Regions from separate parts of the Homo sapiens genome. Here regions 1 and 2 are each linked to region 3. A link is an interaction called in ENCODE POLR2A ChIA-PET data of the cell type or tissue named here. Cell type or tissue: HepG2. All regions are shown on one strand. Each heading gives the region's core, and the rest is flanking DNA. Links, peaks and the distances in the headings are about the cores only.

Region 1 (10,133 bases), core at 5,068-10,067, 68 kb after region 3:
GCCTGACCCATGTGGTTGGTATTTTTTTCTCCTCCCTTCTTCCACTTTCAGAGCATTCTTATGTGTTTCTGAAGCAACAACTGCTCCCTGCATATATTTCCATCAAATTACCAGAAAGAGAGCTCTGCCCTAGATAACACAATGGAATCAATGCACTGCTAATTGCTTAGGATCCTGAGAGCTTCAAATGCTGGGCTCTAAAAGCACCAGTTCTACTCAGCAGGCTTCCTCTTTTCTTTTCTCTCCATCCCCCTCCCACTCACTCTTGACAATATCCCATGGTTGGTATTCCTAGTGAAAAGTTATTTTGACCCTCAATACAAAATAAGGAAGGTAGTTGGCTTACGGAAATACCCTAGTGCTGTGGTTAAGAAAATGGGCCTTCTCAACAGACCACTAGTTTGAAGCCTTGTTCCATCATTTACTAGTTGTGTGACTTTGGGCAAGTTAGTTAACCAACCTCTCTGGGCTTCTATCTCTGCATTTGTTAGCAGGGATAATAATAGCACTTACCCCATAGGTTTGTTATAGAATTAAATGAAATAATCTTTAGGAAGCACTTAGCACAGTGCCTGGTACAAGTTAAGTACCCAAGAAAGTAGCCATTCTCATCATTGTAGACTTTGACTCTATTTAAAGTGGAAACTCTGAGGGCTTCTAGCATTGTTAACTTTATAAGGCTGAACATCGATGTCAGTGTTGGATTATATTGACTTTTATTCAATCAAAACAGTACTGATCATTCCTTTTAGACAGATAGAAATGAAAAAGCTTAAGACGGAAAAAATGCAAGCAATAGAGGCCAAAATCATAGACTCCAGGAGTCAAAACAAGCCTCCGAGGTGGTAAACCTTGACTTTCCACCCAAAGCCCAAAACCCTTCTGCAATATTGCTGTGGGGTGGCCTCCCTGCCTCTTCCAAAGACAATGATATTTGGGCCTTCCCATTTTAGATCAGCTCTGATATCTGACACCCTGAACTCTCGCACATGTGTCCCAGTTCTGTCTTCTGAAATAATATCATATAATTATCTGGCTGACAGTACTTCAAATATGTCCACCTTCTCCAAGCTAAACATCTTGTCTCTGTTGGTGGTTCATTCACCATCCTAGTCACTCTTCTCTGAATATGATCCAGTTGCTCAGTATCCCTATTAAAAAATGAAGCCCAAAGTTGAAGTGTTATATTCTAGACTTTATCAGACCCGTGCAGGCCATCACGGGTCAGAGGTGACCTTCTAGGTTCTGGAAGACTCTAGGAATGTGTCCTAGGAAAATAACTTTAGGGCAGTTTTTTTCACCGCTACTTCACATGGAGCAACTCCGAGATGTTTCCACATGAACTATTGTTAAGCCAGGTGTACTCATCCTTAACTTGTGACACTGGCTAGTTGTGACTCAACCGTTCACAACTGTGGGTCCCCTCTTACCCACAGTTTTGCTTTCCATGGTTTCAGTTACCCTTGGTAAACTGTGGTCCAAAAATATTAAATGGAAAATTCTAGAAATAAACAATTCTTAAGTTTTAAATTGCACACCTGTTCTGAGTAGCATGATGAAATCTTGCACCGCTCACTCTGTACTTCCTGGGATATAAATCATCCCCTTGTCCAGAATATCCACACTGTAGACACTACCTGTCTGTCAGTCACTCAGTAGCCATCCATGTTATCGGATCAAAATAAAAGTAATATATATAGGGTTTGGTACTATCTGCAGTTTCAGGCATCCACTGGGGGTCTTGAAACATATCTCCTGTGGATAAAGGAAGATTACTGGATCTGGAATAGGTTTCTAATTTTCACATTATAGAGAAAGTAGGGGAAAAATTATTCCAAGCCTTCCCTGAGCTGTTGGGTGAGAATATAGAGAACTCAATCATTAGTGTTCTATTTCAGAAACTGAATTAACGGTGTCAGCTCTGTTCTTCACTTTGTAACAGAATCAGGCAGGTTCTTCCATGAGGAGAGGTATTATTCCAATATTCTAACATTCTGCTGGCTGGTCCCTGGCAGAAAGAGTTGGGAGCGATACCTCTGACAGGTTTGGGGACTACATCGGGGTCCCCAGGTAAGTTCCTATATTTGAAAATGGCCTCTCAAAATATGACAAATCTCAGAACATAACAAGGAACATTAAAAATCACTGTAAATCTGCCACTTCAACCTGCATTTTAAGCCAGTAGATCCCTTATGATTAAGAACATTATTATCCAATTATTGCAGTCATTTAAATGGTGCAGGGGCTGACAAATGGGAGGAAGCAACTGACTTCTAGGTGACTGAATCAGGCAGCCCTTGCTGGACTTGCCATCAGTAAAATAATGTCAGAGGTACTAGGAAACAAAAGAGATTCTGAGTCGTCTCAACAAAGTCCCTGTGTGTTTGACATGTGAGGGGTAAAGTCCACTTTATTTTATCTTTATTTGTTATTTTTATTTTAAGTTCTGGGGTACATGTGCAGGATGTGCAAGTTTGTTACACTGGTAAACATATGTCATGGTGGTTTGCTACACCTAGCAACCCATCACCCAGGTATTGAGCCCAGCATGCATTAGCTATTTTTCCAAATGCTCTCCCTCCCCCACCCCACCCACCAACAGGCCCCAGTGTGTGTTGTTCCCCTCCCTGTGTCCATATGTTCTCATTGTTCAGCTCCCACTTATAAGTGAGACCATGCACTGTTCCTCTGTTAGTGTGCTGAGGATAATGGCTTCCAACTCCATCCATCTTTGCAAACGACCAGAAAGACCATTTGACCCAGCAATCCCATTACTGGGTATATACCCAAAAGAATGTATATCATTCTATTACAAAGATACATGCAACCCAAAGGAATATAAATCATTCTATTACAAAGACACATGCATGCATATGTTCATTGCAACACTATTCACAATAGCAAAGCCATGGAATCAACCCAAATGCCCATCAGTGACAGACTGGATAAAGAAAATGTGGTACATATACACCATGGAATACTATAAAGTCCATTTTAACTAGACATCCTTGCTGAAATCCGTTCCTCCTGCCACTGTCTACCTATTGCAGTTCTGCAAATCTCCAGGTCTATGAAACTCAATCTTTCAAACAGTAACCTGGTCTAAGCTTTATTCTCCTATTACATAAAGTCACAAAGGTTATGTCCATTTTGCATAGGAAGAAGCTGAGGCCTGAAAGGCTGACTTGCCTATAGTGTGTCCCAAGTTAGCGGTGGAAGCTCGGGTTAGCCCAGGATCCTTGCCCTTCCATGGTAATGCTTTTGTCTCTGAAATCTAATCCACAGGCTGGGCGCAGTGGCTCACGCCTGTAATCCCAGCACTTTGGGAGGCCGAGGCGGGCAGATCACGAGGTCAGGAGATCGAGACCATCCTGGCTAACACGGTGAAACCCTGTCTCTACTAAAAATACAAAAAATTAGCCGGGCGTGGTGGCAGGCACCTGTAGTCGCAGCTACTCGGGATGCTGAGGCAGAAGAATGGCGTGAACCCGGGAGGCAGAGTTCACAATGAGCCGAGATCGCGCCACTGCACTCCAGCCTGGGTGACAGAGCAAGACTCCATCTCAAAAAAAAAAAAAAAGAAAGAAAGAAAGCTAATCCACAGAGCAGTTCAAGATTGTTACTAGGGTTGAATGAACTCAAGACTCAGAGAATGGAGAAATCAGCCTCCTTTGAGTAAGTCAAACAGAAACACTGCTGTTATTCCTAACAGCTCACCCAGCATGTCCTGATGAGAATGGCAGGGAAATATCCCACATGCCAGGCCAGTGATCAGAACCTGCTGTTACTGTGCTCACATCGTGGTGTTGACTCCTTGCTGCCCCACTGCACTCAGAGAGTAAGACCCAGTGTTTAGTTTTTGAGGTTTTTTGTTTTTTGTTTTTGACAGAGTCTCACTCTGTCACCCAGGCTGGAGTGCAATGGTGTAATCTTGGCTCATGGCAACCTCCACCTCCCAGGTTCAAGAGATCTTCCTGCCTCAGCCTCCAGAGTAGCTGGGATTACAGGGACTACAGATGCCTGCCACCACACCCAGCTAATTTTTGTATTTTTAACAGGGACAGGGTTTCGTCATGTTGGCCAGGCTAGTCTCGAACTTGTGGCCTCAAGTGATCTGCCTGCCTCAGCCTCCCAAAGCGCTGAGACTACAAGTGTGAGCCACAGCGCCCAGCCAGCCCCAGTCTTCTTGATCAGCCCCCACAACTTATCTAACCTCACCCCCACCCCGCTCCCCACTCTCCACCCTCCTGCCTCACTTACTTGCTCCAGCCACACTGGCCTCCTTGCTGTGCTGCCAGCCACAGTCCTGCCCCAGGGCCTTTATCCTGACTCAAGCATTCTTCCCTGGATAGCTACATGGCCCCCCTCCTCACTTCCTCCAAATCTTGCTCAAATGTCACATCCTCAGTGAGGCCTCCCCAACCACTGTATTTAAAACTGCAACCTGCCCTTCCTCACACTCCTGATCTTCCTTATCCCACTCTGCATGTTTTATAGCTTTTCTAGATAATGTCCTATGGTCTATAGTTACATATTATATCATTTACTTACTTACTGTTTGTCTCCCCTGCTAGAATATGCCAGATCATTGAAGGCAGATATCTTTGCTTTGTTCGCTAACAAAATCCTGACAGAGTCCATCGTCAGTGCCCAACACATAGTAGTTGATCAATACATTGTGGTAGTGGTTGTTATTGTTGTTGATGATTGTACTGGGAATCTGGGAATCTGATCCTACACTTCCCAACCCACGCTGAAATCTGCTCAGGCAAAAAGTAGCAACGAGTGAGGGCAGAGGCGGGTGTTGTATGTGCTCAGTCCCTGTGTCCTTGGGCGATTCAGTATAACACAGTGCCTTAATATCCCTGAATTTCACTTGTTTTCCATTAGTGAAATCTCATTGGCATAAATGAGACATACAGTGTGTGTCTCACTATAATGAGCAAATCTAGAATACGTGATTATATGATGTCCTCATCCCTTCTAAGATGGCATAGTGTCTTAAGACTTAGAATTTCTCTGGTCTTGGAGGATCACTCTATGGTCTCACCTGCTTATGTCTTTGGGTTGATTCTCATCCCCACCCCATCCCAATTCATCTGCTCCTGGTAGACCTAGCTGCTCAATCTGAGAGTTCATAATGCCCAGTGTCAATTTCCTTCCAAAGAATGCCAAGTTCTCCATCAAGAAAGAAGCTCCCTTTGTCCTGGAGGCATCCGAAATCGGTTCAGATCTGTTTGCAGGAGTGGAAGCCAAAGGGTTAAGCATTAGGTAAGTACATTTCCTCCAAGTTTATATGTTTAAATGCAAAGAAAAAAAAGACTAGCTGACATACTTTTTAATCATCAGATGTTTGTAGGCATAAGATTCTCTGTTTCAAAGTGATGCCATTTTGTTTTATTTCCAGGTTTAAAGTGGTCTTGAACAGCTGTTGGGCCACCCCCTCGGCTGACTTCATGTATCCCTTGCAGTGGCAGCTGATCAACAAGGGGTAGGTACACTATCTAGAGACAGGGCTGAACAGTGGAACCAGGCATTTATCGGGCTACTTTGCTCTGGCTTGGGAAAGCTTGGGAGGAAGAGGTGAAGCCTGCTGGAGTTACAGCAGTGACACCATCTGTGGTTCCAGGCAAAGAACAAATACTAAGAAACAGGACATAGTGCATTCTAGGGGCCAGATACTGTTCTGAGAGCTTTACCTTATATTAACTCCTTTAAGCCGTACAACAAGAAAGTTAGTTTTACTATCATCCCCATTTTACAGATGTGAATACTGAGGCACAAGAGAGGGTAAGGTCTCATATTAAATGTGTGTGTGCGCATGCGTGTGTGTGCATGTGTGTATGTGTGCAAGAGGAAGTGTGCAGGCTGAATTCAAATCCAATTAGTCTGACAACAGAACCACGGTGATGATGACTAAATTAAATAATCGATATCAAAAGCTTAGCAGATGGTACTTGCTAGATAGTCCAACCATTTTAAATAAGATCATTGTTTTTATTACTAATTAAGTAGATAACCGGGAGCTTTTACAATTTGGAGTAAAGCACTAAAGTAGTACTAGAAGTGCGCCCTAGAAAGGCAATGCTGGAAGTCATACACAGGATGGTTTAGAAACGTGCATGGAAGGGAGAAAAACCAGATTAGAGGCCCTGGCAGCTATTGTGCAAGGGTGATAAGACATGAACTGCTATTGTAGCCAAGTGAATGGAACAAGGTAATAAAAAGTAGGGAGATGCTTCTGCAGGAATGAGAAAATGTAGGAACTAATCAGATAGGAGGTGGAGGAAAGGACAGCGCAAGAAATCTGGGGAGTAATGGAAAAAGATGGCTTTGTGTTCTTAAATCTGTGGACTACAAAGCTGAGGAAGAGTGTCTGGATTTGGCTGTTGGAGAAGGAGGTTTTTGGATAAGGAAATATGGATTCTCGCTGAGTTCACTAACAGACATGTTAAGCTTCAAATGATGATTGTCCAGAAGTACTTAGAATTGTACTATTGGAAATTAGAGGAGAGACAGGGCTAGACAAGAGATGTGGACATCATACACATAATTAGCAGTAAACAAAGAAGAGATCATTCTCTAAACAAAGCATGTAACAGACCAATGTGCCTGTGTTATTCTCAGAACCCATCAGGCCAAGGAAAAATTAATGTCAAGGATAAACATAATTGGATAACAAAAGTGGAGCTATTTTGGACCTCTATTTTTATTTAGCAAACACTTATACAGCTCTTACAATATACCAAACATTGTTCTAGATAGGTGTTTTACAAATATTAATTTATCTAAATGTCATTAAACCCTCTCTAAAGTAGACAGTATAATAATCATTATTTTATAGAGGAGAAAACTGAGGCACAGGTCCAGAAATGTGCCCAAGATATGGAGCTAGTAAGGAGAAGGCCTGGGATTCAGACTCAGTCAGTGTTACCTCCTGAGTGGCCTGGACAGGACAGGCTGGCCGAGGCACACCTGTGCAGCCCAGCAAAGCCTCCTGTAGAGATGGCAGCTTAATCTGGGTGTTTACCTCACATCTGCCATTGAATGATTCAATTCATTCAGCCTCTGTTAGCAATGGTGCAATCAAATGACTCCAGGAATTCTGAAATAACGTATTGACCTGCAGGGACCAGAAATTGCTATCAGGCACTGGGAACCTCTCTCAGGCAATGGTCACACTAGGCAAAGGCTTCTGCTACCCCTGGAATCATCTCTCTGCAGGGAGTTCTAGTGCCGTTGTTCCCATCTGGCAGATGTGCAACATGGCTGAAAAAGGGATGCCTGTGGCTTTGGGTGGTCTGCACAATTGTCCTCAAGCTCTAGTGTACACACAAACTGTGTAGGGTGCCTATTACGTATGCAGGTGTACTGTAAACCTACCAGATCAGAAGGACTCTGGGGAAACCCACGGAATCTGCATTTCAACACAGCCAGATGTAAGACATCCCGACCCATTTCTACATTCTTCCTAGTTGACATGGCACCTCAAAGTTGGAGATACATGCACAAAGTTCAGTGCCAAAGGGGAGAATGGAAAAGTCCACTCCCACAATCTCCAGATGATTTTTGCTCACAACACTGGGCCCCTTTGGAAAAAAAAAACCCAGTTTGCAAAAGTTCCTGGAGAGATGGCAGGAGATATATCATAAGGAATTTCCCTGTACACATGGATGCCCCAAAAGCAGCATACTTATCTCAAAGAGCAATCTGACATGGGAAAGGAGGCTCATGCAGAGAGGGCATAAAAGCCTCCTGTGGGCTTCCACCATCTAGAGGCAGCTGCCACTGAAGTGTGGGTGCTGCAGCTGGTGCCAAGAAGCAGCAGTGCCAAGGCATCTAGATCTGCCTATTTTTTGCCTCCTCCCCACCCCCTGACAAAGCTCTGCTTACATTATTTTCCACTGGCTGACCATGCCTGGGGCACTCTGGCTGCAAAGAGCTATTTTAAGAACTCCCATCTTGAGTTCATACGAGGATCTCGTGTTTATTGACAAAATGATCCTACAGAAGTCTTGTTTCACAACTTGGAAAATGCCACAGTTTCATCACTGTTCAGAGCCCACCACACACAGACCCGGCTCTGACCCCTGGTCCAGATACAAAGGTACAGCATTCCCTCACTTCACTCCCTCACTCTCACACTTGACTTCCTTAGTGCCTGCCTTTAGCTTGGCCCCCCGTTGTCTGTTTCTGAGGGAAAAGGGGTGGGGTAGAGAACATCATGAAGGTTCCCTGGGGTAACTGGACCGCTCTCTGGCGTGTGTGCCGAGTTTACCATACAAGAAGAAAGATGCTTCAGAGTTGCATTAATCTGGGGCCTGCTATGGTGCTATTCAGTGGTCTGACGCTTTCGAAACATAGACCTTTTCCTGCAGAGCGACAGACCCTGCTACCCCGTGCTACCTGCAGATAACAAACCCCCACAATAGTGTGGGCTTCTCTGTACAGTCCCAAGAATGGTTGCGTCTGTTTCCAACACCTAGTTAAAGGAACGGCACTTAGGTCATCAGTCTTTGTTAAATGAAAAAGTATGTTTGCTGAAACTAGGGTTTCTCAATGTTGGCACCTTGACATTTGGGGTGGGACCATTCTCCACTGTGGGGGCTGTGCTGTGCACTGTAGGACGTTCAGCAGCAGCCCTGGTCTCCGCCCACTCACTAGATACCAGCAGCACTTCCCCCAGCCTGGACAATCACAGTGCCAAATGTCCCCTGGGGCACAAAGTGGACCAAGCGAGAACCACTAGCTTAAATAAATGCCCATCTGTGTCATTTTTTAAACTGAATTATTACCTTTGAGACGTTGGAATATCATACAAATATTGTATTCTCATTATAGAGAATTTGGAAGAATACATAAAAATACAAAGAAGAAAACCAAAAATGCCCATAATTTTATCCCTTTGTATCAGCCTGTGTTAACATTTAGACGGTATCCTTCAGTCATTATTTCTGTGCTTATATTAAAAATGTGACCACATTTTTACAAAAGTAACTATGTAGATATATATAATTTAAATAATATACCATAAATACAAATTTTCAATGCAAAACCTCACAGTTCACACACAGAAATGTGTTGGGTGTGACTTGAGCTTAGGCAGCTGTGGCAGCAGGGGCAATGCTGCACCTGGTGCCATTGTCCTTACTTTGTATGTCCCTCAAGGGCTGGACATATTCCAGTCCTCGGAGGGCCTTATCTCCTAGGGATTTTCTTTCTTTGGGACACAGGTGTAACTTACTAAAAGTGTGACTCTTATAAGTCACTCCCCTCCCATCGTACCTTGTCTATAGAATGAGGACAGTAATACCCATCTCCTAGCTCATCAACTTGACCTCACAGTTGTGAAGATCAAGTGAGGTGCTGCTAATCAAAATGCCTGGGAAGGTTAGAGGTCATATAACCACCTCGGGAGCCTTGTGTGTAAATCGCTCAGCAGCTCTTGCTGGAGTTCAAGGAGATGACAGTTCACTCTTCTTTCCCCATCTGCCTCAGCTGCCCCACGGATGAAACCGTCCTCGTGCATGAGAATGGGAGAGATCACAGGGCAACCTTCCAATTCAATGCTTTCCGGTTCCAGAACATCCCCAAACTCTCCAAGGTGTGGTTACACTGTGAGACGTTCATCTGCGACAGTGAGAAACTCTCCTGCCCAGTGGTGAGCTGCCTCTCTCCAGAAGGACAATGTTACCTAAAGGGTGCCAGTATTGGAGGAGCTGGAGTTTGAGTGGGGAGATCATAACCAGGCCAGGGCAGCTGTGTGCTGAGGACATCTGGAGGAAATGGCACTGAGTATAAGGGCAGATGCTCGTGAGGGCAGATGCTCAGGGCCCTATCTGCCCTGCCTCCAACAACCCACATGGTCTGGCATGTGTCGCCTAACCTGCTGGGACCTGCTTTCTCATCCTTAAGCAAAGTGTGTTAAGTAATGATGGCCCTTCCCTCATCAGAGGGCAGTGTAGGTAAATGAAAGTGATAACAGACTTGGAAATACTTGGAAGAAGTGAAAAGGGCAAGGGAAATTCAAGGTCTAGGTGGCAGGGACAGGCCGTGGAAATAACTCAAAAGGTGGGTGTTTTTAGTCTTGACTGAACAGCCCGAGGGTTCACCTCTGTGACTTCAGAGAGATG
Region 2 (10,133 bases), core at 1,542-6,541, 80 kb after region 3:
GTGGCCCTTAGATCTCACAGTCCTTCTACAGCTGGGGGAGGAGCCTCCTTTCTCCATACTCAAGTCAGGGCTGCAGTAAATTCCTTTGAAAGCTATTTTAACTTTAAAAGGTTAGCAGACCCAACCAAGTACTGCTGAGCATTTTGAAGAGAATGTAGGGTGCAACTACAAAGTCAACACTAAATGCACAACGCACATTAATAGCTGACTTTGCCAAAAAGGAGCTTTGTCATTGAGGCAGTGTCATTCTACTTAAGGACCAGAGCTGAGCCCCCACGCAGGGAGTTCCAATCTTTCAACTGATGACATGGGAGATGATGTGGGATTCAGAGTGGAATACAATAGTTTTGCTCAAACCTAATGATATAAAGGAAATAGATTCTTGAAAGCCCCTAGTACTGACCTAATTTGTTTTTATTATACCATTTGTTAAATATATAAACATGATATAGGTAGAAACTCCTTGTTTTTATAGCAGATGTATACTTCTAAAGTCAAAAGAAAATTACAAATTAAATAGGAATATTTACAAAAAGAATAATCACAAGAAGAATACAACTCACATTAATTTAACCTAATAACACGGCATTGCCCCAGTGAAACTGCTGCTGGAAACATGACTATAAAGTGACTCCAATGACACAAGTGCTGTGAGTTTGGTGACCCAATCCTACAGATAAATGCCTTGTGACACTCAATGCTATTTTTTCTCTATTTGCTCTACTAAGAAGTTTTCATTTATAAGAAATGGTCTGATCTCATTTAGCTTTTACTTAAACATCGAAGCTTACATCTGTTTTTGTCTCATTCACTTACAATCATTAGAATGAAGCTAACACAAAATCAGAAACACAAATGCAAATGCAGCCAATGAAAGCATGCAGTAGCACATCTTGGTAACTGGCCACCCCAGTGATCCAGAATATGCCCATATAAATGATTTACATTGTCAACAAAATACAAACTGAATGAACCAATTCTGGTAGAGAATTGGCTGGATTGTGATAGGAAAAGGCAGAGTTCTAAGTCCTTAGTTATGTAAAGACTTAATTAGTAGGCTTATAATTTGAAAACAACACATGGGTTTGTCTCTCTGTATTTAAGGTATTTGAGAAGTTTTGCAATTTGCAGTTTGATGATTCTTTTACAACTTGTGTTAGTGAACTCAGAGATTAAACTAGTTATGAAATCTCCGGATACATGAAGTGTATGTTTGTTTAGTAATAGGCTAAAGTAAAATGACTCAATTTGGTCTAGACTTGGTCTCTAAGCTGGAGTTCCAACGAGTTTAGGATCTCTTCTTTCTGTAAATTCAGAGTTTTTATAGTCAGGAAAAACAGAAGACATATTTTATTGGTTCTAGTAGAAAACTCTTAAATAGCATACTCATAGCCATGTTCAAATCCTTTGCTGTCAGAATAAACCAATGTTGTATTAGTTTTGCTGTATTTCATCATTGTGTTTTATGATCTTGTATCTCTACCTGGCGCTATGGAATAAATAAAATGCCTTAAAATAAATAACCTATGACTACAGTTTACAGTGTTAATATATCATGTTGACAGCTAATTCCCCAATTCTCCCAGGGGTTTCTACAACTAGAGCTTCGTAGACTCGCATATATGCCACAGACTTTTTTTTTTTTTTTTTTTTTTTGAGATGGAGTCTCGCTCTGTCACCACCCAGGCTGGAGTGCAGTGGCGTGATCTCAGCTCACTGCAAGCTCTGCCTCCCAGGTTCACACCATTCTCCTGTCTCAGCCTCCCAAGTAGCTGGGACTACAGGTGCCCGCCACCACACCCAGCTAATTTTTTGTATTTTTAGTAGAGATGGGGTTTCACCATGTTAGCCAGGATGGTCTCAATCTCCTGATCTCGTGATCTACCTGCCTCAGCCTCCCAAAGTGCTGGAATTACAGGCATGAGCCACTGCACCCGGCTTGCCACAGACTTCTAATTATTCTATCCTACCTTTACATTTAAAAAACTCCCAGTATTGGGTTTCTGATGCAAGGAGGTAAAGCCAATCTGTATGATTAACATTTTGGGGAAAAGGTCTTTTGGGTCATCCCTGCCTATAGAGCCCGAATGTCTCTCACCAGTGACTGGATGTGTTTTGACTTGACATTAACTAACAACCTCATGATGTTTGATTACCCTTCTTGTCTCATAACTTCTTCTTTGAGAAAATAAGACAAGGTACTCTCAAAACAATCTCTTGTAAATTCTCAGTAGTTCTAAACACAATTAGAAACATTAAGAAAAAGAAGAAAACTAATTCTCCCCCAGGTATCCTTAGCTGACATAGAACAAATACTGAATATAGATTTAGAAAAGTGTTCTTATCAAAATTCTTAGTTGTGATCCATAAAGACAGTCTCGCTCTCTCTTTCTCCATGTGCATATGTGTGTGTATGTATGCACGTGTGTGTGTATATATATGAGGGTGTGCATACATATATATGTGCATGTGTGCACACGTGGATGTCTGCATATGCACACGTGTGTTTTTGTGTGTATGTGTGTCTAGATGCCAAATGCTTATGATGTTCAATAAGAAAGGCAGAACTAAATCTATATTACATGAACATAACTTACATAAGCACATGGGCTAGGGCTGGAAGAAAAACAGACACACACACACAATACAAAGACAGGATAATAATAGGCAATTGCCCTACCTGGCCCCATTCCTTCATCTGTGTATTATTTTCTAATGTTCTTTTAATGTCACAGTGATGGACTGCTTAGTTACTGCTACGCTTTTGTATATAGCTCTATTAGTCCTTAATATTGCTTTATGCAATGAAATTATGCTTTCTTCTCCCTAACTAGACTGCAAGCCAAAGATCAAGGGAAAGTTCATATTCTCTTGTGTACCCCAGAATGGCACAGAGTAAGTGCTTAACAAATGCTCCTTGGATTAAAGAAATGTTCACATGAATAGGTGGACGGGTGGGTGGATGGATGGATGGATGGATGGATAGATGGATGGATGGATGGATGGATAGATGGATGGATGGATGGATGGATGGGGACTATCCTAGCTCTCTAGGAGGACTCATAGCAGAGGTGGCCTTGTTTCCTTTCATGGTTGAGCAAGGTGTTTGGGATCCAGAGCCATTATCTCAAGAAAAGGAGTTATGGGGAATGAGAAGATAAATTTGGCTTACTGTCTCCATGCTAAAGTAGCAGGAGAAAGCCCTCCTCTCCTCTTCACATAAATGCCTTCTGCCTTCTCTCCTTTTAAGTATCAGTCTAAAGCCTTCAGTCCCCAATGCTTAAGGCCTCTGGGGAGGAGCGAAGCCTACCACAATGAAAACAGAATTTTCATATAGAAAACAGAGTGTGTGATGGATGTAGAATTCAGTCTTCCCTCTCTGGGCAGAAGCAAAATACTGGTAATGGAAATGCTTAGGATCCCAATGAAGACTGGATTATTTGGGAAGTGAAAGTGCTTTTGTGTCCCTCTTCCTAAAGAAAGGCAAGAATTCCACCAAATCTTTTATATAATTTGGTGTTAAAAGCCTTCAATAAGCCAAAAAGTAGTTTATTTCCCATACAGGTCTCAAAAGTATCTCAGCAAAGGCAGCTCAGAGACCCAGCAAGAAAGAAACTATTTCTGGTCTCATTGATTTTCGCTCCTTCTGTCATGGGAAGTTCAACAGGAAAAGGTCTCAAACACAATATTTCATTCAAATTGCTCTGCCAGATTCAGGAGCAACCACATGAAAGATATCTGGATGTGAGGAGTTGCAAGAGATGAAGAAAGAAGTACTATAAATGCATTAGTGGTTCAGTAAATCTATTAAAACATCCACTCAATAAAACAACATGGAATCCTATTCATTATGTAGAAGAGAAAACCATCGTAGCAGGAATGGATGGGTTCGTCTTTGTCTACTGGAACCTTTTTTAAATTAAACTCTTCATAAATGACTGAGAAATTCTACTTAACATTCAAGCCTTGACTGCAGGAGTTTTTGCTCGGTGAATAGGAGAGAAATTAGGCAATACATCAGGAAGAGGGCATTATGCATTTGGGAGCTGCTCGGCTCACAGTAACTCAGGGCTCAGAACCAGGCTTTCCAATAACTGCAGAGGGCCTGACTGCTTGAAATAGCCTCGGCCCTGTTGGATTTCAGTGGCTGCTCATGCCTTAGAGCTTTTTTTCCTGAACACATTCTCAAGATGCTGTCAGATATGAGCTCCTATCTCCTTGCAAGCTGATTAGCTGATAAGGAAAATCAGCACCAAAGGTTAGAGAGCAGGCATCTTGCACAAGAAAGACAGGCTTCATCCTCTCCACTTTCCCCTCCTGCAGAATGAAACTGGGTTCAACACAAATTCTCAAGTTAATGGGCTGTAAATATCTGGCAGCTAGGGCAGTTGCACAGGGCTGAGAGCCACAAGTCAGCCCTGGCACCCCAGGAAATGAGTTCACCATCTTCAGCTCCTCCAAATCTGCATTTGCTGGAGGCACAGGCTGGGAGCAAACACCTGGAGGTGGAAGAGGGGGCCAGCTAGACGGCTCCCCCTAGTGGGAGACTGGATCAATGCCCCAGAACCACACCTCTTAAATGGGATATCGACTGCATCTTGAAGAAGGGTCCCCAAAGACTTTCATGTGACTCCACAAACATCTTGAAAGAAAATACTCACCTCACAATATCTCTGGGACTTTGGCTTTTTCCTCAGTAAATTCGGGAGTGGAAGAGTGAAGCCTTCTTTATCTTTCAACCAGAAAGTTGTTTGCTCTCCTTTGCCCTGTGGGAGGCAAAGGAAGGCCCTGGGGAATCGCTGGCAGGGTTGGGGTGGGGCTGGCGGGCTGCCTGTAATGCATGGCCTCTGGGCAGATGTCTGAGGTCTGTCTTACTTGCTGGGACAGTGGGAGCTCCCTCCCTCCACAAGCAAAAGGCCTCCTTACAGATAAAATCTTACTGATTTTCTTGGGCTTTGCTGATAAGCCTGCATGGCCAGGCAGCAATGTCCTAGGGGGTGACAGTCCACGGAGACTAAAGCTTGTTGCAAAGAAAATCTTTTAAAAATAATAATAAAATCTACTGCACTCTTAGTATGAGTGGGACACCCAGTGAAGCGCCTCACATCCATGTCCACATTTACTCCTCACATCCACCCTTCAAGGACGGTATTATCACCACCCCCATTTTGCAGATGACAAAAACAAGCCCTCAAACTCAGACAGCTGGTCAGTAGCAGGAATGGGTTCCAAGCTATGGCTAAATGCCGCCTTCTAGAAAAGTCTTCCTCTTACTGAAGTCAGTTGATTGAATACAGAATGCTAAGGCCAGGCTAAGCAAAACTGGGGAGTTGATGCCACTGCCTTCCCTTCTACTTCTTTTTCTGGACTGGGGTGTTCAAGAGGAAGCTAGGGGACCATTTGTAGCCAAAAAAAAAAAAACGAGAGAGAGAAAAGAAAAAAAGAAAGCATTCCCTAAGGGGTTGGTTTAGCTGGGAGTTAAGGTGTTCTCTGTTGAAGATTCCACGTTTGATCATTTGAGGGAACTTCTTCTCCTCTGAAGGAAGAAGATCTGGCAGTCATGAGTGCCTCCAGGGGAACCTTAGAGGTCTCCCTGCATCACTCCATGGAGATGCATCCATCCCGCTAAGTTCCTCGATGTCTCTATCAGAGACCCAAACAGGGCAGGCAGGGCATGGTTGGCCTGGTCTTACCTTGACTGGAATGGTGCCTCTCTTTAGCAAATCGTACCCTCCCAATGCCACCAGGGTGCTTGCAGTGCTCTGAGAGACATGAATCCGGAGAGCTGCCATAAACCAGTCACTGCTTAGTTATCAACTTATCAGTGGAGTGTCAGTGGGGTAGGGGCTGCTTTGGAGAGGGAACCTACACTGCTTGAATTCTCTGATCACCAGGACTTTTCATTAAGCAAATCACAGACGACTTCTCTGAAGTCTGGGACTCTTAGGTTGGGATTCTCAACCATTCTGACATTGCTCAATCATTGTTGAGTCCTGCTCAAAACCTTAGTGCATTCAGTTTGGAAACAGAAGGCAGAACTGATTCAGCATACAAGGTAATCCCCATGGAGGGCAGTTCACTGGGCTCCTCAGCTGGGACATTTTACTGAAAATGTTGTTTGTAACCAGAAATGCAATTAGAATCAGGTCTAGATCCTTTATAAGCAGCTCTAGCTTCAAAGTTTATCCTAAAAACCTTTACTTACAAGATAAGAGAGAGGTTTAAAATTCTTGTTTGAATGCTGGGCATGGTAGCTCACGCCTGTAATCTGAGCACTTTGGGAGGCCAAGGCGGGTGGATCATGTGATGTCAGGAGTTCGGGACTAGCCTGGCCAACATGGTGAAACCCCGTCTCTACTAAAAATACAAAAATTATCCAGGCGTGGTGGCAGATGCCTGTAACCCCAGCTACTGGGGAGGCTGAACCCGGGAGGCGGAGGTTGCAGTGAGCCGAGAGCATGCCATTGCACTCCAGCCTGGGCAACAAGAGCAAAACTCCATCTCAAAAAAAAAAAAAATTCTTGTTTGAGACTCGGTTAACTTAAACAATGAATGTGTTTTTATATAATGTGGAAAATTTACAATATAAAACAATGTTAATCATCTAAGCCTTTTTGAAACTGACATCACTGAGTAATTCTTTTTTACATGTCTCATCTGACAAATGGCATACGAGTGCCTGGGAATGGTAATGCAATAAAATTACTATAAAGCAAAAGAATGTAATATTCCCTGGAGGTCCTGGCTATAGATTTCTTCTGTACCACCAAGAATATACTCTACCTCGGAGAAGGGCAGATTATCACCTATGGGCCAAATCCAGTCCACTACTTGTGTTTGCAAATAAAGCTTTATTGGAACATGGCCATGCCTGTTGATTGACATATTGTCTATTGCTGCTTTTGAGCTACAACAGCACTTAAGTAGTTGCAACAAAGATTCTATGGCCCCTGAAGCCTGAAATATTTACTGTCTGGCCCTGTATAGAAAAGGTTTTCCGGGCCAGGCACAGTGCTTCATGCCAGCTAATCCCAGCACTTTGGGAGGCCGAAGTGGGTGGATCGCTTGAGGTCAGGAGTTCAAGACCAGCCTGACCAACATGGTGAAACCCAGTCTCTACTAAACACACACACACACACACACACACACACACACACACACACACACACACACACATTAGCCGGGCGTGGTGGCGCATGCCTGTAATCCCAGCTACTCAGAAGGCTGAGGCAGGAGAATCGCTTGAACCCAGGAGGCAGAGGTCACAATGACCTAAGATCACACCACTGCACTCCAGCCTGGGTGACACAGTGAGACTCCATCTCAAAAAAAAGAAAAAGCTTTCCAACTCCTGCTCTTCATTTAAGTGATTATATGTGCCTGTGATTGCTTAGGACTGAAAGTCATAGAAAAAAGGAGGCTGCGTGTATTTGCATGGTTCTAACAAGAGCAGAGTGCAAAACCCTGTCTATAAAGCATGTGATCAGTGTTGCCTGAAGTGGATAATGATCTTAACCTCCAGATGGAAAACAGTAGGCAAAAAGCAAATGCATCTTCTAAAAGTATCCCCTGGTTAAAGCTAGGGGCCTGGAGGGAGATAACAATATTGTGTTTACAAAGTGTTGTCAGTGATACCCACGTGAACTGCTGCTCTCCATTCTGGATGCCATGTTGACAGTGTCTCCAAATAGACAGTATCTGGACATGGTAATCCCCAGCACACCAGCCACCACAGGACCTAAAGAATGAAGAACCAAAGGCCATAACCGCTCTGCATTGCCCGAGGCTGGACTCGACGATACGCATCAGATGAACAAATGTAGTGATGCACCCTCTTGGGGCAAATTGGCAATAGGTTTTAGGGTTTACAGAAAGGAAACCGACAGAACCCACAAACACCTGCTGGAAAGCGACATCATCATTAAATGACCATGTCACTCACGAACTAGAGCTGTGAACAATGCCAATAGTGGTACAAACATGGGAGCAATTCATTCTGACTGAGGATCGGGTTTTATCTTTGTTGAGCCTTGGAAGATAGGTAGCATAACTGGCTACAAAATTTGCTGGAACAAGTGCAGAGTGAAAACACAGGACACTCTGTGCAAAAATGATTAAGAATTTCCAGACAGTGACAGAAAGAGCGTGAAACCAAGCATGCATCACTTCTGCACAGATCACATGCCCATGAGTTAGCAAACACAGAGCATATCAAAGGGCATTTGATGCTAAGGCATGGAAGAAAATTAGCCCTGTAGAACCCATCCTGGGTTTTGGTCTCTTCCTTTTTTTTTTTTTTTTTTTGAAAGAGTTTTGCTTTGTTGCCCAGGCTGGAGGCAGTGGCACGATGTCAGCTCACTGCAACCTCTGCCTTTCAGGTTCAAGCAATTCTCACGCCTCAGCCTCCTGAGTAGCTGAGATTATAGGTGCCTGCCACCACACCCAGCTGGTTTTCTGTATTTTAGTACAGACAGGGTTTCACCATGTTGCCCAGGTTGGTCTCAAACTCCTGAGCTCAGGCAATCCACCCATCTCGGCCTCCCAAATTGCTAGGATTACAGGCGTGAGCCACTGTGCCCAGTCCTTACTTTTGGTTGAATACATTGAAGCCATTGTGTGTCCTTGTTGTTACCAAGCAACCTAGCTAAATAGAAATACACATGCAGAGACAATTCAAACTTTTATTTCCCCTAAAGATGTTACTGTTCAATGTCCAGGTTCCTAAAAGCCCTGGACCTAGGAGTGGAACCCGGAACTACCTGCTGCCATCCCTGGACCATCAGGCCATCAGTTTTGTCTACCTGTGTAGAGGCCAATACGAAGCTGGAGCTTCTCCTGGGGCATGTGCCCAATTTGGAAGCAGATGGTGGCACTGAGGAAGTGCAGGGACATGGTGGCAATCTCAGCCACATGCTGGCTTCCATTGTGGTAGGGAGTCCACTAGCCACCATGTATGCATCTCCAATGGTCTCAACCTGAAAACAAAGTGACAGAGTGACCTTTGTTTTCCATGAGGGAGGCCAAGGGTTGGGGTGGGGTCAGAGATTAAGGCCCCTCATTTGTCCCCAACCTTGAGGCCCCATGTTTGGACGCGTCACACTCCCTGACCTCCACCCCATGCAAGTTCCAGCATTTCTTCAGTTCCTGCCCTTGTCATGGCTCTTCCACAAAGCCCCCCTCACCCTCCTTCCCTGAGCCTCCCTCCCCACAGTCACTGTTTCCTCCTCTGAAATCCAATAGTAGCGGTGACTATATTTCCCCAGCCCAAATTCAGAACCAGTGAGACAGGGAGCAGTATGCTCCTAGAGTCAACCTTGAAGGGTGAGGTGGATCCGTCAAGCAGAGACCATCTCACCCAATATTATATATATATACACATTATATATATATAATGTATGTATCTGCCTGTCTGTCCTCTTCCCCCTCCATCCTCCTAATAAAATCAGCTTTCAGATCTGTCATTCACAATAGAGAAATAAATGACAAGTAGAAGCTTAAAGTTACAGCCCTTTCCAGATACATTTGCATTTTAGCAGAATCCAAAGATGATGTGGTAAAGGCTGAATTTCAGGCATTAGCCAGACAGTAAGAACACCTCTGTCCTGGTGACCCTGAAATTACGCAAAGTCAACTATTCGACAAGCCTCACCTGCTTCCGGGTTTCCTCTCCCCACCGTGGTAACGTCCTTTAGAAATACAAACTAAGTTTTAATATGAGCTCAAGCAAAACACAACTGAGAAGGTAATACTAAGAGGAAAATCCCAGAAGATATCCTCCTAAGCAGGGCAGGTTCTGATTTTGTTGGGTGTGTGTGATCTACTCTTAAAGGTTATCTATACCATCCTTTCTTTCACCCTTGAACAGAGGCATCATTTGTGGGGAACACTGGGAGATAAACATTGAAGACGTGTCACTGTGTCACTGAGATATGTGACCATATGACCACACTGTCCCCCAAATCTCGCTATCCCCAGGTCCACAGGCAGAGACAGGGCCCTGGGATTGTGGTCAGTGCTGGTGCACTTGTGGCTGCCCACCAGGCATGTATGAGCACAGGCACACGGTACTGTCCCTAGAGTCATGGGCTGACCCCTTCTAAAGAGTCAGAACACACAGAAAGCAGCCCTCATCA
Region 3 (10,133 bases), core at 1,899-6,898:
CTTTATTCTTAAAGTAAGGCTACTAGGATCTTCCTTCCTCCTTCATGGAGATGTTGGATATATTTATGTTTTTTAGAAGTACTCTAAACTGCCCTAAGACAGGGTTTGCAAACTTTTCTGAAAAGAACAAAATAGCAAATATTTTAGGCTATATGGGTCATACAGTCTCTTTTACAACTAATCAACTGTGCCATGTAGCACAAAAGCTGCCAATATAAACAAAGACTACAGCAAAATTCTATTCAAATAAAAACTTGTGGTGGGCTGGACTTGGTCCCAGGGCTGTAATTTACTGACCCTTGCCCTAGAGTCATGGACGCTTATGGTTGGAAAAGATAACAGGCATCACAGGGTTTTAGGTAACTAGATCCTTCCTCTGACATTCATCATAGACCTGACTAATCCATCAGGAAGCGCCTTCCTGCAGAGTTCAGAAGCAGCCTCAGCATCCTTCTTAACACAGGGTGACCAATCAAGCTAAGATGACATGTGTAGTGATGTCTATCATTTCCTCTTGATTTGTTCACATCCCACACCCCCCAACTGAGAAAACTGAGACCAATTATTCAGTAATAATGAATATAAAAGTGTTTTGAAAAGTATAAAGTATTCCTTCAATGTAAAACATTCTTATCTGGAGCAAAAAAAATCCCAGCCATTTAAAATACAATTTAAGTAATAATAAGTTAAATTATTTCATACACAATGATCATGGTTATTTTTTTGCAGCAAGAACAACTAGGCCCAAAGTGCTGTTTTCCCATCTCCTGGAAAGTAGGGATGCATTCTTTTAGTATGTACAGATAAATGTCTGCCTTGTTTCTCCACTGGCAGAAAATGAGCTGAGCTTTCTGGCCTTAGGTTGCAGTTCAGGAGGCAAGGTTTAAATTTCCTCCACTGCAAGACACAGGTGCTGAGAGAGAGTTGCAAGCTATCTTAGATTCCCTCCAAGCAAGTGTCTGTATTCAAAGCAAAGCCCATCATAACTGGGAAACACCGTGTTCCCCTGGCCTCTCTTCTCCTTGAAGCTGTTTGTTTTTGTGTTTTGGGAAGGCAACCTTGACATTTCCTCTCTCTATTCAAACTTGTTGATCAGAAAGATCAAAAAGCCTTCTGTAAAATATGCAAGTACTAAGGACTAAAAACATCCTTTTCTGCCCCTAAGAATCCAAAGACCCTTATGAATATTAAATAGATGAATCTTTGCCATTTGGAAGTCAACCACCCCTTTTGGAATCAGATGACAGCCATGGAGCTCTCGGCAGGAAAAATGCATGTGCGATAGTCACCGCAAGTTCTCCAGCCTCCAGGATCACCTCTTTGTTTATATCCAAACAACAATAATCCCAGACCAGTTAGTATCACAGTCATTTCCACAGAATGCATATAGCCTTCTCATTAAGCAGAACACTCAACATTCTAGTTTGAAGCACATGCCTTAGGATGACTTTGCCTGGTCAGGGCCGGCCTGGTGATCCCATGTGCCAGCCTCACTCCCCAGCAAGAAAGTGGCCCCAGGGGTCTCCGCCAGAATGGGGTGGATGGCACCCCAACCTGGATTTCAGCTTCTGGTCTAGAATGCAGGATGTGCTGCCTTTTCACAATGTGACACTATCCAGATTCCCTCACCACACACACAAGCACAAATTTGCCCACAATTCCAAAATCCCAGAGGAGAGCCCAGCACTGGATAAGCCCCTCTAATGGCCTTGCCTGGGAGCTGCTGGTTCCTGGAGGGAAGAGTCCTGAGGGTGGGGACCATTGAGTCAAGTCCTGGAAAGCCAGGGACTGGGGTTCAAAACTTCTGGGTACTGAGTACCTAGTCTGGGTGTGACCACCGTGTCTGGGTGTGACCACCACCACCTTTCCATTCCACAATGCCACCCTCCTACCTATGCCAGCCAGTCAGCCAGCCTGATTCCACTACCAGGATGTTTACATGGGGAAGCAAAGGGGAAAGAATATTCTGGGGACTCATGGGTTTGTGGGAGTCTGAGTGGGATCCCCTGGCACTGTGATCTGCTACACAGCAGTTCACAGTCCCCTTTCCATAAGTAAAGCCCTCTCTGACCTCTCCATATAAAATGTCAGCTTCCCCTCGACTCCCCACCACCACCCAGCATCTCTGTCCCTGCTACCTGCCTTCATTTTCCTCCATTACATGAATCATCATAAAACATTGCAGAGCTCATTGTCTATCAACTATCCCCCTCCACTAGGGTGTCAGCTTCTTAATGGCAAGCATGTTTTGTTTTGCTCGCTGCGGTGTTCCCTTCATCTAGAAGAATGCCTGGCACAATAAATATTTATTAAATCGATATAATGAATAAACAAAGGAATCACAAGTAGCCTTGTTTCTAGAGCCCAGCTCAGCCCCACCTCCCCTGGGAGCCTCCCCTGACTGCTCTGAGGATCACACCATTTTTCCCATGGTGCTCATTTATTTTGTCAACAAGCTTGTATTGAGCACCCACTATGTGCCAGATCCCAAGCTAGGCCCTGAGTTTACAGGACAGACCAAGCAAACCCCTTGCCCAAATAGCTTGCAATGTAGTTTAGCACATAAAAGTCATCTAGTTTGGGTTTCCAATTGCTTCCTGATCTTCCAGAGATCAAGGAGATGCTAAAGGAGGGAGAAGACTGACATTGCCTGAGCACCCACTATGTTCTCAGCATGTGATATGTGCTTTTCTGGAACCAGGTGGGTTTTGCCCCTGAAAAGAAGGTCATCGTTGTGGAGAGTGTGGGAGGGGAAGAAGTAGGACTTGCAGAGCACAACAATTAGAACACAGAGGCTGCAGGGAAGTGTGAGCCATTTCCCACTGGAAATAGAAAAGGAGGCTCAGAAGAGACATGGGCAAGGATCACTAGGCCTGGTGTAAAGAAGCCCAGTTGCACCCTGTGTTGGGGTGATCAGACCCAACACCAGGCCATGGGGGCTATGAAGTCCAGCAGAGCCAAAGAAATGAGAAAAGACAAGAAAGTGGGACCAGGGGGCCAACACTAGTATGGAAGCTGCAAAGACCCCGAGCTCTGGGAGCCCATGCTATTTATTGGTGATCAAACAGAGAAACAGGTGGTGAGGTTGTGAGGGTTGAGAGAAAGTGATGCATCAAGCGACTGAGCTGCAGCTGTGATGGTTTAGCATTTTCTTTGAAGCATATGGAACGTGTTCTGCTACTTGAGATAGTAAGAGTGCTAGAAGCAAGGAGTCAGCAAGTCTAGACACATTCCAGAGGCCACGAGGGGTTTTATGCCCTGAGCCCTGGATTCCATCCAAGCCATGAGGGGTTTTATGCCCTGGGCTTAGATTATAGTGCAGCAGGGCAGACTTCCACCCTTTAGCACAGAGCTTGGTGTTCCAAAGGCCACGAGGGGTTTTAGACCCTGGACCCCGGACATGTTCCAAGACTCTTTTACATTATGTCAGACACGCAAGCCCTGCCTCAGCTTCTCTCCCAACATTCAGCTTTTCTCCCAACACCGTGACCCCTCAGGCATGCCACTCTCGTTCTCTAAGCTGTTTCCATTTCAGTAAAGGGCAATTGCTAGCCTCAGCAACCTCTAAGGCTCACTACATAAAGACATCTATGATCTTTTCTAATCAACACAGCATCTTCCTCCTTTACTTCCTGTGGACCCTGTCCTGATACCTCAGTTTAGAAAATGACTTATGACAGTTAATGTGATCTTTCCACAAAGGAGGGTCCATTACACCTGACCTTTGATTTAGGCAAAATAGTTTGGGGGATAAAGGAGCATGAAAGAGCTCAGGGGTTTTCACTGTTCTGTTCTTTCCAATTAACCTTAGAGCCTTCTCTCCTGCTCTGCCCTCTCCTGGGACCTCCCCATCCTGGAGCCCAGCCATAAGCTGTCTTGGTTCTTCAGTTGCTCAAGTGACTCACCTGATTGGCTGTGAGGTCCAAAGCCCACTAGGCCTTCCACAGGGCTGAAGCCAAGAAGACGGCCCCTTGAGTAACTTCTCCCTCATCATGCTGGTTCCCATCCCTGAAGAAGATGGGCCAAGACAGGCGAAAGAGGGCATGAGCTGAAGACACGCACTGAGCAGTTGCCTCTCATCTTGCTGTGAGTGGCTAGGCAGAGGTTAAGGTTTCCTGTCCCCACCCCCTCCCATTGCCCAATTGTCCACAAGGAAAACCACATAGCAAGTACTGGGTGGCTTTTGGAACCACAAACAGTCCGGATCAATTTGTTCTAAAGGCTCATTGAGCAACCACATTGCCCTCTTCCCTCTTGCCTGTCTGGCCATGAGGCTCCCTGCTGAGCAATTGCCTGCCCAGACAGGCAAGAATGCCAGCTCCTCAATTATAAGGGTCTGGATGCATAAAGCATAGCTCGACTAATTGACCACATCCCACTTGCAATCACGACAAGACAACATGAATAGAATCATAGTTTCCTCACTAATCATTTCAAGGTCTTTCTAAACACAATCTTTCTTCCAAATGTGTTATCTCACCACCAGCCTGAGATAGGTTGCTAGTGATAATAATTAACTGATGGATGACAGGAAGCTAAAAACTATTCTTTAAACAAAAGAATATGATAGTATCATTTTAATAGCTCTGCTTAGCATTTTGATAAACAAACAACATTTTTTGTTTGTGGATTCTGTAAAGATGTCTAAATCAATAATCTCAAAAAGACTTACATATTCTGTAACCAAGATATCAGAAAGTTAAAATCAAACAATTCAATTACGAATGTTTATTGAGTATCCACCATTCACAAGGCACTGGGCTGTGGGTTGATACACAGATGTATAAAGCTCAATCCTTGACTTGGAGATGGTGAGTTGGTCACTCATCAGGGTTTGAGGACAGAAAAGTTTTGCAACCTACATAAAAATAAAGGAGTGACCTGGGCATGGTGGCTCATATCTGTAATCCCAGCACTTTGGGAGGCCAAGGCAGGAGGATTGCTTGAGGCCAGGAGTTTGAAACCAGCCTGGGCAACATAGCAAGACCTCATTCCTAAAGAAAAGACAAATTAGCCAGGCATGGTGGCATGCACTTGTAGTCCCAGCTACTCAGAAGGTAGAAAGATCACTTAAGCCCAGGCATTTGAGGCTGCAGTGACACATGATGGCACCACTGCACTCCAGCCTGGGTGAAAGAGTAAGACCCTGTCTCAAAAAAATAAAATAAGGCCGGGCACAGGGCTCACACCTGTAATCCCAGCACTTTGGGAGGCTGAGGCAGGCAAATCACTTGAGGCCAGGAATTCAAGACCAGCCTGGCCAACATGTTGAAACCTCATCTCTACCAAAAAATACAAAAAAGTAGCTGTCCGTGGTGGTGAGCATCTGTAGTCCCAGCTACTTGGGAGGCTGAGGCACAAGAATTGCTTGAACCGGGAGGCAGAGGTTACAGTGAGCTGAGATTGTGCCTCTGCACTCCAGCCAGAGTGACAGAATGAGACTGTGTCTCAAAAATAAATAAATAAAATAAAATAAAAAATAAGGGAGTGGAAACTCAGCCAGATATGAACTTCCACTGAAATAAATATCTGAAATATGTAACTTGCTGGATTAGGCATATTATTGTGAACAGGACCCTCCCAAGTTCTAATTTGACAGTTGACAATTTGGCATGGAGCATGGAGAGATACAGGACAGACATGAATGATGCTAGATTTGATAAAATGTCATGCCATCACAAAATAGTTTGGAGAGTATTCAGCCGCAAGTAACAGAAAATGCACAAATAATGGCGTAACCAAGTATGAGACATTTTTCTTACTCATCAAGAATTCCAGAGTTAGACTGCTCATAGCTGGAGAAGTTGCCATGAAAATAATCAATAATTTCTACTATTTTCTTTCTATATTGTCCTCTGCTTGTAGATTTTGTCCTCATGTTTTCAAAATGGCTGCAGCATTCCAGGTGTCATGTCCACATTGCAATAGGAAAAATGAGAGAAATACAAAGGACAAAAGTCTTCTCTTTTGTAAATGACTGCCTTTTTATTTGCAAAAAGAAGCCTTTCTCAGAAATCTACTTTCATCTCATTGACCAGAACAAATCACATGGCCACTCCCAACTGCAAAGGAACTGGGTATTTTTTACTTTGCAGGCTCCATAGTAAAGGAAGGCAAGGGAGAAGGCGATTTAAATAGGTTTCACTGGACCAATAGAATTTGCCATGTATTTATCACATAATAATCACGCGGTATATGAAATTTACTTGATTTTACATTATAAAAAGCTATTTTTCTGCCCCACTGAATGTACAACTTGGCTCTACTTGCCTTTTTTAAATTAGGTTTTTAGATATAATTATGTTTTTAAGAATATATTTTTAAGGAATAGTTGGGTAAAAATTTTGTAGTGATTATCTCTCAGTGGTGGAATTATACTTTTTTTAATTTATTTCTCTGTGCTATCTAGTTTTGTTCTTTTGTTTTTTTTTAATTTGCCATAACAAAAGTGCATTGTTGTATAATAAGAAAGCAAAAAAAAAATTTCACAAGAACGTTCATGACTCATTATGGTATATTGTCAAATGGAAAAGCAGTGTATACAATGCATTCCCAATTTTCAGAGAGTAGCAAAAGCCTAGAGCGTTGCCTCTGAATGCTGGGAATATATTAATAGATTGCTTTCATTTTCTTTCTCTGCTTTTTGGTATTTTCCAAATTGATCACAGCAAAAAATATTAAAAACAAATAACAATCGTGGCCTATGTAGCTTTCCACCTGGACTTGGAGGAAATGAAGTCTTCCAAGCATAAACTGAAAAACAGAATTTGGGGAATAAAAATCACACCAAAAAAAGAGAGAGAGAAGAAAGAAAGAGATAAAGAAAAAGAGGAAAGAAAGAAAGAGAGAGGGAGGGAGGGAAGGATGGAGGGAGGGAGGAAAAGGAAGGAAGAAAGGAAGAAAAAGAAAAGAAAGAGAGGGAGAAAAGAAAGAAAGAAAAAAGAAAGAGAAAGAAAGAAAGAAAAAGGAAAAGAAAAGAAAAGAAAGAAAGAGGAAGGGAGGGAAAGAAGGAGGGAAGGAAGGAGGAAGGAAGGAAGAAAGAAAAAAAGAAAGAAGAGAGAAAGAAAGAAAGAAAAAAGAAATTCTACTGAACAGGCCTTGTTTGTTAAGACCAAAAGGAAAACAATAAAATGCTTCCCTCCTTGTTTCCTTTCTCTAAAAGCAGTTTCTGCTGAGAAACATTAAACCCCCTTAACATTCTTCAGGGGATTCTCAAGTCCAAGGCTAAGAGCCGGATAGAAAGAGGGTGTTTGTTCCTTTCTGGTGAGTCAGCTGTGAAACATGGCCCATTGTTTCAACAAATATGGCCACCAGAAGCAGTCCTCTCATGGCCTCTTCTCTTTCCAGGAGGCTGAGAGGCTGGGGAGCAAGAAGATGCCTCCTTTGCCTTTCAGACACACCATTCCACACAGAAATTCAGCAGTCATTTCATTTCTCTTATTTATTTTTCTCTTTCCAATAAACACAGCTTTCTCCCAAAAAGCAAGAGTCCATCTACAATTCTCCTGAATTTGCAGAGCTAAAGGCCATCATTTCAAAGGCCTAGAAAATGCACGTCTAGGTAAAGGGTTCTCCTACTGGATCAATTTCAAAAGCAGACAGTCCATTCATTAGGCATTCATTCATTCATTCACTCATTCATCCATCCATCCACTCAGCAACAGTGCCTGGCTTGAGGATACAGTGAGAACAAGGCAAAGTAAACACGGCCTTCGGGAAGCTTATTTGGGGAGGCAGGGTGATAGGGAAAGACAGAGAATAAGAAAAAAGGAAGCACATCAATAAATAATTTTAGGAAGTGAGAGTGTGATTTAAAGGATATAAAGCAGGGTAAGGTTCTAGAGAGCCACAAAGGAGTAGGCGGGTGGTCAGGAAAGAGTCTTTGAGAAGGTGACATTTGAATTGAGACTTGAACGATGTGAAGGAGGGAGCCATGAGAAGTTCCGGCAGGGCACAGGCAGGCAACAGCAGAGTTCCAGATGGGGCAAGCGACAGGAGGTGAGCCCAGAAAGGCAGCACAAAAGCACAGGGGCTTCGAGGCTGCAGGAAGGAGCGTAGATTTAAGAACAAGTGGCTATCTACAGCGTAGTGGGGATCAAAAGCCAAAGGTTGCAAGCAGCTATGCACTCACGCACCAGCACCTGTTTTCCAGTTGTGTCAGAGAAGATTAAGGATGACAGTAAAAAGTTTCTGCTTTCTCACAGCTTCTAGTCTAGACCAGGAGACAAAAATAATGCCTAATGCAATTATGGAACAATTCGGGGCTAAGTCATGTGACTCTAATTTATGTAAACACATTTGGAGAAGGTGAAATCAGTGAGAGCAGAAGCAGTCAGAGGATTGCATGGGGAGAGAGTGGGCTTGACCTAGAGGATAGGAAGTATTACATCAAGGATGGCAAAGGTTAGGCTGCACGCACCCACTCCTCCTTCCATGGCAAATACCTTTAACCATTCACAGCTCTCTTTCCCACTAACCTGGGCCCCGAAAACCTTCTCAAACTAGCATTCCAGGCAGATGCCCACCCCCTCCCCGCCCCGGCAGTTAATCAGAGTTAGCATAGGAAGAAAAAATGCAGCCTAAGCCAGACATAGTGAGTCAGGGAAATTGGGGAGAGAAAGTGCTTCCCAAATTGAGAGGCCTAAAGATCAAGTGGGAGTTATCTAACTGAAATGGCAGAGAGTGGTTCCTCACAGAATAGCTTGTGTGAAGGGCTGGAGGTAGGAAGGCCTGGGGCAAGTAATTCAATGTGGCTGGGGTTACAAGGGCAGGGGCAGAAGGGGCTGGAGAAACATGATCACAGAGGGCAGTGGAAGCAATGCAAAGAGTTTGAACTTCATGTTACGGAGATAGAGAAGCTTTGAAGGGCTTAAGCAGGAGAGAGGAGCGACCCTGGTTTCATTCCCAACATCACTCTAGCTTCCCTGCCAACCAGGGAGCACATGAATTAGGAGACTGGTGCAGGAATCCAGGGCCTGGACTCGAGGGTGTCAGAGGGAATGGAGATAAGTAGGTGGCCTGAAGCTATTTAGGAGTTGAAATGGCTCAAAATTAGTGATTAGCTCTCAGGGTAGAGAAGAGAGTAAAGAATGAAGTCCAGCCCCTCAAGTGAGTCCACGGATACCTGCAATGACAAGGGAAAAATGAGAACTGACAAGCCCTACTGGTCCGTGCTTTCAGATCTAACACACCTGCAGGAAGCCAGCAGTGCCTACAGCTTCACAAGACAACGGCGTTCCCACTCTGCTGGGAGCTTGACATGCCAGGCATCCAGCCATTTCTCACTTCTGCTTTAGGTCTCAGGCAAACTATGCAAAACCCTTTAAGTCCAGGGCATCTCGTTTTTCATGGCAAAGAGCAGTGACTCAACCTTTGAAAGCCACTTGACATTTTAATTTGCCAGTGCCCCACCTTGGCAGAGGATAATCCAAAGGTTCAGAGTGGCTGAGGGCGTTATTCAAGGTCACATAGCAAGCTGGAGGTGAGTAGAGACTTAGAATCAAACATTCCCAATTTGTTACACTACTTGCTGCCCAGGTTCTGAATAAATCAAGCACCTTAAGCTATGTCACTGCCCTCCTTAGCCTATGTAAGCAATGGTGCCAAGAGTAGGAGAAAATGTGGTAGCCCCCATTCTCAGTGTTGTGTCAGTTCCTGTATAAGTCAATCCCTTCCTCTTAATAAAAGAATCTCTGGGTTTGTCTCTGGAGCAATGCATGGGTGGGCAGAAATCCACATCTCTATACATCCCAGTTCCTCCCAGACTCTATGTCTATTCTTGACTAGCTTTGAATAACTTGAAGAAGGTGGAGTGGGGCGTGTTCTGATTCTGAAACATGACATTTGAATAGCACCTCTGTCCTGGGAGTGAGCCATAAAATGAGGTAGCACCTGGATCTCATCTTTCATCCTGGTTCCCCTCAGCAGGCACCTGAGCCCCTCCTGTGTGCCAGGCACATGTCAGCAATGCACGTCTGTTATCTAAACGCAATTTTGCTCAGGCCTCCGATAAGCACTTTATCTGAAAGAGGAAGAAAAGGTTTTTTAATGCTTGCCTTCTCCTGAACTCAACCCTGCTAAGTTGATCTCATGTGTGGTATGCAAATCCAGGGGCACTGAATTTCTGTGAGAAA

Evidence for each region. ChIA-PET counts read pairs that join two places held together with the same protein. Peaks named below come from ENCODE experiments on the same cell type or tissue, not always from the same donor. Only the 100,000 strongest peaks of a DNase experiment are listed, where the experiment ranks them.
Region 1: POLR2A ChIA-PET joins it to region 3 with 62 read pairs; 2 of 35 experiments call an interaction of 5 or more read pairs at or near these places.
Region 2: POLR2A ChIA-PET joins it to region 3 with 35 read pairs; 3 of 35 experiments call an interaction of 5 or more read pairs at or near these places.

What each region holds. Positions count from the first base shown.
Region 1 is chr10:112,288,571-112,298,703 of GRCh38, forward strand. TECTB (tectorin beta) reads left to right here. Exons shown (of 11, transcript NM_058222.3): 6 at 5,168-5,271; 7 at 5,408-5,491; 8 at 9,499-9,661. Among named protein-coding and RNA genes, the nearest start is that of MIR6715A, 6.0 kb to the right of the region's middle. RefSeq lists an enhancer at 1-461. In HepG2, for the core only: no CTCF peak of the experiment used is centred there; DNase peaks (open chromatin) are centred at 7,081, 7,471, 8,041 and 8,551; H3K4me3 peaks cover 1,184 bases.
Region 2 is chr10:112,303,516-112,313,648 of GRCh38, forward strand. TECTB (tectorin beta) reads left to right here. Exons shown (of 11, transcript NM_058222.3): 11 at 1-1,523. It also overlaps the pseudogene GUCY2GP. Among named protein-coding and RNA genes, the nearest start is that of MIR6715B, 8.9 kb to the left of the region's middle. In HepG2, for the core only: a CTCF peak has its summit at 4,530 (motif pointing left); a DNase peak (open chromatin) is centred at 4,536.
Region 3 is chr10:112,223,586-112,233,718 of GRCh38, forward strand. It overlaps a transcript of GPAM not described here. Among named protein-coding and RNA genes, the nearest start is that of GPAM, 45 kb to the left of the region's middle. In HepG2, for the core only: no CTCF peak of the experiment used is centred there; DNase peaks (open chromatin) are centred at 2,346 and 4,196; H3K4me3 peaks cover 2,677 bases.